3 separate regions of the Mus musculus genome follow, and all the other regions are linked to region 3. A link is a loop called in an ENCODE intact Hi-C map of the cell type or tissue named here. Cell type or tissue: left cerebral cortex. All regions are shown on one strand. Region 1 has its middle 71 kb from the start of Rbm24. Region 2 overlaps Cap2 (CAP, adenylate cyclase-associated protein, 2 (yeast)). Region 3 has its middle 4.1 kb from the start of Rbm24.

The links. Hi-C counts contacts between places; a loop is a spot of excess contacts. Peaks named below come from ENCODE experiments on the same cell type or tissue, not always from the same donor. Only the 100,000 strongest peaks of a DNase experiment are listed, where the experiment ranks them.
Region 1: it touches region 3 in a loop (2.6-fold over the local background); 8 of 42 quality-filtered maps call a loop at or near these places.
Region 2: it touches region 3 in a loop (1.8-fold over the local background); 5 of 42 quality-filtered maps call a loop at or near these places.

Annotation. Positions count from the first base shown.
Region 1 is chr13:46,345,559-46,348,058 of GRCm38, reverse strand. No RefSeq gene overlaps it. Among named protein-coding and RNA genes, the nearest start is that of Rbm24, 71 kb to the left of the region's middle. In left cerebral cortex, no CTCF peak of the experiment used is centred here; DNase peaks (open chromatin) are centred at 971 and 1,377; H3K27ac peaks cover 942 bases.
Region 2 is chr13:46,632,442-46,634,941 of GRCm38, reverse strand. The region is part of intron 7 of Cap2 (CAP, adenylate cyclase-associated protein, 2 (yeast)); the gene reads right to left. Among named protein-coding and RNA genes, the nearest start is that of Fam8a1, 36 kb to the left of the region's middle. In left cerebral cortex, no CTCF peak of the experiment used is centred here; DNase peaks (open chromatin) are centred at 228, 705, 942 and 1,422; H3K4me3 peaks cover 266 bases; H3K27ac peaks cover 2,104 bases.
Region 3 is chr13:46,412,979-46,415,478 of GRCm38, reverse strand. No RefSeq gene overlaps it. Among named protein-coding and RNA genes, the nearest start is that of Rbm24, 4.1 kb to the left of the region's middle. In left cerebral cortex, no CTCF peak of the experiment used is centred here; a DNase peak (open chromatin) is centred at 1,197.

The DNA of each region.
Region 1 (2,500 bases), 67 kb after region 3:
GCTGTGTTAAGATTCAGCAACAAATGATCCTCAAGTGCTTAGTGGCTTAACAGGTCAAAAGTGGGGTTCTCACCCGTGCCACAGCCTAAATCAGGATGCTCTTGGGGGTTGTCATCTAAACGGTGATTTCGGAGTCTGGGCTGGCCTTGATGTCCTGAGATCTGGATGCAGTCTGTATCTCAGGGCATGCCCGTCAACATACAAAACACAAGAGGGGAATCTAGGAGAGTGTGCTAACTTTAAGTGATGGATGTCTTGCTGTTGAAGTGAACCATGAACGTGGCGTCGTCATGCAGCCTTGACTGACGTGTGAGGAGCTGGGGACATGTGGGATGATCTGACCAGTGTCAGGGCAACATTAACAGACTCTGATCCTAAGCAGCTTGAAGCACTCTCCTCTTTCATTCTCGTCTCTGATTATTTTGACCAGTGGTTCTCCACCTTCTAATGCTGTAACCCTTTAATACAGTTCCTCATGTTTTGGTGACCCCCCCCACCATAAAATCATTTTCATTGCTACATTATAACTGTAATTTTGCTGCTGTGACGAATTGTAACGTAAATATTCATGTCTTTTCCAGGCGAACCCTCTGAAAGGGTGGTTTGAGCCACAAAGAAGTCATGACCCACAAGTTGAAAACCGCTGATTTTCGATGCACACAGAGTTAATTTTTCTCACAAGAGGTTGAGTCAGTGCGAGATAGATTTGGCCTAGTTAAATTCGTTTTTTTTTTCTCTTATGGTACTGAAAAAAATTGACTAGTCAAATATATATAGTCATTCTTGGCAGCTTATGAATAGACATTTACATAAATGTGTGGTATTTTGGCCCAAGAACTCTGCATCTAATTTACAAGGGAAGCAGAAAGTCCCTGGGGTGGGCCTGGAACTTCCAAATCTCATGTACTTGGGGCGGCCAATGTCAGGATCAATTCAGGAAACAAACCAAAGTACTTAAAAGGCAGCACAATCCTCTTAGATATCTCAGAGTCTCAGGAGAGATTCCCTTCACTATTCATAGTGACACTTGGCCACACCCTCTTTCTTATCTCTTGGATACTCCCCCACAACACAGGCAGACAGCACAGTTTTCTGGTATCTTCTCTCTCTTCCCAGTTCAGCATCTAGATGCTCTTCAAGGCTGGGAGCGTTGGGGATGAGAGTGGAAACTGAGCAGACAAATACAAAATGATCCAGCGTTATGGGGTAGGAGAGGAGCTCTGAGTACCATATATTCACAATGTGTGTCCCATCCCACTCACTGGCTGGGCAACCCCCTGGGAGCGCCTGACACACTCCTGACACTTAGTAACTGGCCCTTAGCACTTCTTCATTGACACATCCAACCACTCGGCATGAAGTTACAGTTAAGGCAGAGACAGAGGCCATTTTTAAAAGGAAATGAGGGAATTGTCTCAGCAGGAAAAAAAAAAGATTTATTTCTTATGCAACCAGGAAGGAAAACATAAGTTGACTTTCAGGTTGTGTGGGTGAAAGAGAAATGTCCCCATATGCTCGCGTGTGTAAACATTTGATCCCCCAGTTAGCAATGCTGTTAGGGAAGGTTATGGAACTTCTAAGAACCTTGCTGGAGGAAGTATGTCACTGGGGCAGGCTTTGAGGGTTTATGGCCTGGCCCACTCTTCCTGTTCTTAATCTCTGCTTCCAGTGTGCAGATGAAATGTGATCCCTCTGTTTCCTGCCTAGCAGACTGGCAGCAAGCCCCTGAAGCCATAGCTTCCCTCCCTACCAGGATGGAGTCTATCCCACTTGAACCCTAAGCCAAGATAAACCCTTTCTTCTCTGAATTGCTTTTTGTCAGAGTATTTTACTATAGCAACAGAAGACTAATGAATGCGGGTATCCTTCGTTCCCATTTGCTTGTGATTATAGATGTGGAGTACCTTTTGATGTTTTTCCATTTTCTACCACTGTGAACTCTGTCGTTGTCACACAGGGACAAAACTCCACTTCCCCGTGCCTCCCCCCCCCCCAATTGCTCATTTGAATTGTGCATTCTCTTCTCTCGAATGGGCTTCCATGTCTGAAGTCCTCTTTTCACGTGCATGCTGTCAATGCACTCCTATACATACCCCCCTCTTATTCAGCAGTCTTAAAATATGTACAGCATTTGTGAATCATTCAGAGAGCTTTAAAACATTTCCAAGGTTCAGATCTACCTCAAAGTGTTAAATCAGTAATTCTGGAGGGCAGGACCCATACCCTGATGTTTTGTGTAATTCTTTGGCAGAGTATAAATTGAAGCAAATGTTGAGAACCCACCCATTTCTCAGAATTTAAGGGGTGTCAGAATTTCGGGACAGTGCCTGTGAAAAATGGTCTCTCCTGCTTTTCTGGAAGATTCTGACTCATCCAGATCCTTAATCTATCATGCAAGCACCCCAGGGAATTCTGATGGGTAGAGTTCCCAAATCACCCTTTGGGAAAAATCCCCTTGTGCAGATACTTAGGCAAATCAGAATAGCATCAGAACCCAGCC
Region 2 (2,500 bases), 220 kb before region 3:
TAATAGGAAACTAAGAAACTGGGGGAGATAGAGTAGTTTGTGTGTTTTCCGTACCAAACACAAGGATTGAAACCTTATATAAGTGCCAAATGCTAATGAGCACAGCATAATCTTATTTTCATAAACAACTCGGTATGATGAGATGTCAAAGTCAGGAAGTTTTAATCTGCAGTTGTCTTTTAAAACAGCTATTTTCAAGCACTTACATAATCTCTATTCAGCACAGAATCGCTGTGAATAGAAAAGACTCTTCTCTTATTCAGAATGTGTATCTCTGAGCCTCTGAGAGGCGGAAGTCTCCTCTCCCGGAGCTACAGTTTACTGCACTTTTGTTCTTTGTTTTTTGTTTTTGTTTTTGTTTTTCCTAAGGAGGAGCATCCTGACTCCTTCAGGATTCTGGGGTCAAGCAGAAATGGTTTCATAGTTCTTGAGACTAATCAATTTTTTTTTTCTCCCCGGGATCCTAAATGATTTCTGTCATGTTACTGAGATGAAATTTGGGGGACCTGCTCAAACTCATAGAGGACACACAGCATAAGCTTTGCATGTCAGGCCGTATCCCAGGCCTCAGTGACAGACACACTGAGAGCCACAGAATACTAGGCTTCCTCATAACCACATCATTATCCACACAGCCACAGAGGGGCAGTCCCCTCCCCCATCATCCGAGACACTTCTGCTTTGCAGGCACTCTGTTTTGTGGCTTCCGTATTTTAGGAACAGGCTGGGAGATGTCGCAGCAATGGACAAACCATATCCCATCTTCTGGGGACTTTGACATATTCAGTAGGTGACAGCCGACAGAGAGGGTTTACAGAGATAAATGTGGAAAATAAAATCTCCCACACAAAGGCGCCTGGAGCCTGTGAAATGCTGCCCTGGACGTGCCCTTCGGAGGTCCAGCCACATTTGTACAACATTCGCTGGGTACCAGGCTCCGGTTTCCAAGGTTACTTTCCAATTAGCATTCCGGGGCTTTTGCCGAACAGTGGACTTGAAACCAAACTGATTAGACCTTCCCTGAATTGAATCTCTTCGGGCTGCCCCCGCACGCAGCGGAGGAGCTAAGCTTTCCTGCCTTCTTTTTTTCTGTACCTGTTACAGACCTCTGTGGCTTGGCACCTAGTGGGCAGCAGCCAGCAAGATGGATCCCACCCGAAACCCAGTGAAAGAGGGAGGAAGGCCCTGGGATGGGGGTGGGGGTGGGGGTTGAGGAAGGATTCTCTGGTGCCAAATGTTTTCATTGGTTTAGTACTGACGGACTGCTCAGGCAGGATTTAGCTCTAGATTTATTGGAACACATGAAATACCTACGAATCTGTTAAAATTTCCCAAGTCGAGGCTTTGTGGCAGAAATACTAACTGGAGAATGCAAGCAGGGTGGGCTGCATACTCCTCTGTGTGTGTGTGTGTGTGTGTGTGTATTTTGCCCACACACCCCCACTTGGCGCTTGCAGTGTGGGCATAAGTGTGGGAATAGTCGTCCTGTCCTGTGGGCTGAGATGAACCTTTAAATAGGATGATGTCACTTGGGCTGTACGGAAATTCCTCTGAGAGAAAAGAAAGAGACCCCAGAAAAGCTGTTTGCATTTAGCAAGAAGTCAGCAGCCAATGCCAGGGGCACAGTTCTAGCCTGTATCTGCTGATTTTAAAGCTGCCTTTGCAGAAATCCATTATCTATATTCAGATTTTTATTTTTTCAGAGACCCGTCATCTGACTTAATATATTTGTATTAATTCTTTGAGAATTTTATACATGCTTACAAAGTATTTTGATCATATTTATTTCCCCCTACCCCCAACTCCTTTTCCTAACTCCCTCTAGGTTCACCATTTTCCTTTCCACCCCACCCCCAACTCCCTGTGTACCACATCGGCTTGGAAATCACAATCTAGCCAAAGATGACCTTGAACTCCTGACCTATCTGCCTCCACCTTCCGTGATCTGGGATTGCAGGTGTTTACTACCAGGCTCAGATACATTAACAAAAGAAGTTGTGATTGTTCATTTATGCAGGTGCCCATGCATCTCATGAGGCTTGTGCAGGGGTCAGAGGACAACTTACAGGAGTCGTCTCTTTCCTTCTTCCCTGGGAATGGAACCCTGGTTGATCAGGCTTGGTGTTGAGCCATCTTACTTACCCGATCTGGGTTTTGTTTATTTAAAGTCACTGGTACACAGGAAGTTGGGGGTGGGGTGGAAAGGAAAATGGTGAATCTAGAGGGAGTTAGGAAAAGGAGTTGGGGGTAGGGGGAAATAAATATGATCAAAATACTTTGTAAGCATATATGAAATTCTCAAAGAATTAATACAAATATTATATTAAGTCAGATGACGGGTCAAATGAAAGACTAGATGGATTACCTTGTTAAATAGCAGTTTCCCTGGATCTCCACTTAGAATACATGTGATGGAAGCACGGAGAGAAATATAACATCTTTGACTTTTTTCCCTTTTTGAGACACAGTCTTGCTAATGTAGCTCAGGCTAGCCCCATGC
Region 3 (2,500 bases):
GAGATGGATCTGAATCCAGACTTCAAGATTATTAAGTACCAAATATTTCTGTACAAAGGCCCATCACAGATTCAGGCTTGCAATAACAGTACGTGAAGAATCTTTTCTCTTTCCGGCTGCTTTTGGCAGAAGAGATGTGGATACCTGCATGCCTTGTGTGCTTCTTTGAAGAGAAAAAGTAAAAAATACTGTACAAGTTAGAAATAAGTTCCAAGCTTGCCATATCCAAGTTAGCGCACATGGATGGCCCGAGTCCTTGGTTACCACTCCTTGGCAGAATTGATACCATTTTATTACAGTAAGCTACTTACAGTAAATCACCTTCCATGTTCAAAATCTTTATCTGTTAAAGGCCAGAACCAAACCACAATGGTTGAACACCCATTTTATCTATTTTTTTTCTCTTTCCTCACCTCTTCTTCCTTTTTAATTCATCATGAATGGCAACTCCAGGCTTACACAAGTTTAGGAGAATTTTGAAGAGGGAAAAAAAAAGTGTAACATTTCATGAAGGTTGAGAAACATCATTTCTTCCTGGATTTAGAAAATCTACCCCAGTGTCGGGACACTCTCTTGCTCTTGCTTCAGGTCCTCAAAACCATGTGCTGAACCTTACAGTACTAAAGAGATAATCTCCTGACAATGGGGGTCTGGAGTGATTAGCTCAATCTGTAGAGGGTTTACCTCGCAAGCAGGAGGACCTATGTCTCACCTGTAGAGTCGTGTGCAGAAGCTAGGTGTATAGAGCTAAGTTTTGATCCATCCCAGCATTTGGGAGGTGGTGACTACTAGGGGGCTAGCCTAGTCTAGTTTGTGAGTTTCAAGCCAGAGAGAGACCCTGAAAAGGAAACAAAACCAAGGTGAGTTAAAGGCTAGGAGGTCAACCTCCATGTGCACATGTTCATCCATACCCTGGAAAACACACACACACACTAAATATTTACTGAAAATCCTCTCTTTAAGATATATAACCCCTGTCCCATGCTTGATATGAACTAATATATTCTGGAGAGAACTCACTGCTTGTGGAATGTTTAAGCCAGTTACTTAGCATTTTTTGAGGTAAGCCTCTTTGGGTAATTTGGAAATAGCCTGTCCTGCTTTGAGTCCCTCTAAGTGAGGCTGCCTCACAGGTTTTCTCGCCTATAGAACAGCTCTAAGCAGTTGCACCTGTTTCTCTGAGCCGGCTGGTAATCCGTAGTCACAGAGAACACACATGCAAAGTAGGCCAGGCTGGTATTTTTGTGCACAGAACTGGCAGTTGGATAGCGAGGTCAGGCAGCTCAGCTCTGTCTTGGAGAAATCTATTCCTGTTGCATTCTGCCTTAGCTAGGTTGGTAAGATGGCTTGAAATGAACAGGTGTAACTATCGAAGCCACAGCACCGATTTTATGTCAAGCGTTTTTCACATCGGAAGGCAGGGTGGAGTTATTTAAGTGATCAGACAGAGTTAAAATGAAAGTGAGGGGGTACAAGAAAGTTCATTGTTAACTTCACCTTGCAAACAGTCTCCCTCTGCTGCAGCCGTGAGCACGCTTGAATTTCTGTTTAAATTTGGAAGGCTGGGAAGAGACTCCGAGCATATTAACCCACCGTGTGTGGCTTCCCTTTTCAACTCAGGGCGCACTTGAGTTTCAAGCGGGTACACAGTGAGCCTCCAGGCTGCCAAGCTATTTTTAGGGCACTGATGGAACTCTCCAAATGTATTGGATGACCGCTCTTGATGACAGTATTATCCCGGTGATGTGGCTGTGGTCTAGGCAAAGGGCAAAGTGGTGGAAATAGCCTTGAATCCTGGGACAGGAGGCACGGGGCCTGATTCAGACAGTTATTAACCAGCTCCCAGAATGGGTTTGGTTTTCTCGATGGGAAAGCACAAATGGAGGGATAGGGGCTCAGCTTAGCGATAGAGCGCATGCGTGCCATAGCAAGGCACAGTTTTCCTCTCTAGCAAAAAGAAAGGTTCGTTCAAGGGTTAGGGATGAGCAGAAAGCACCAGTCCTAGAATGAAGTCTGCTGCTCCCCCTCCCCCCTTATTTAAAGATGTCTATTAGTTATCCGAGATCTAGGAGACAGCCCAGTGCTAGTACTTAAATGTTATTTATTTCCCTTTTAATGTAAACTATTCAAGGTCATCCTGCCAAAGCAATGTTTTCTCTGGTAACAATGGGAAGGCATATTTGTGCTAGAAAATTACAGATTGATAGCAAGATACACACAGGAGAAAATCAAACGCACCCACAATTCTTCTTCTTAAAATAACTATTGACATTTCAGAGCGATCGATTCCAAACCTCTTCCTGCATACAAATAACACACAGGACAGTGTACAAACACCGGTTCATTGCACTTTACACACTGGGCTAGCATCAGCTTAAAAAAAAAAACTTATATAGTGAAATAGTTTTCCTTTTCATGAAATGGTTGTTGTAATTCATTTTAAGTGGCATTTTATCATGCAGTGCTCCAAGATTTGTTTATGCATTTTTTATTTTGTTGG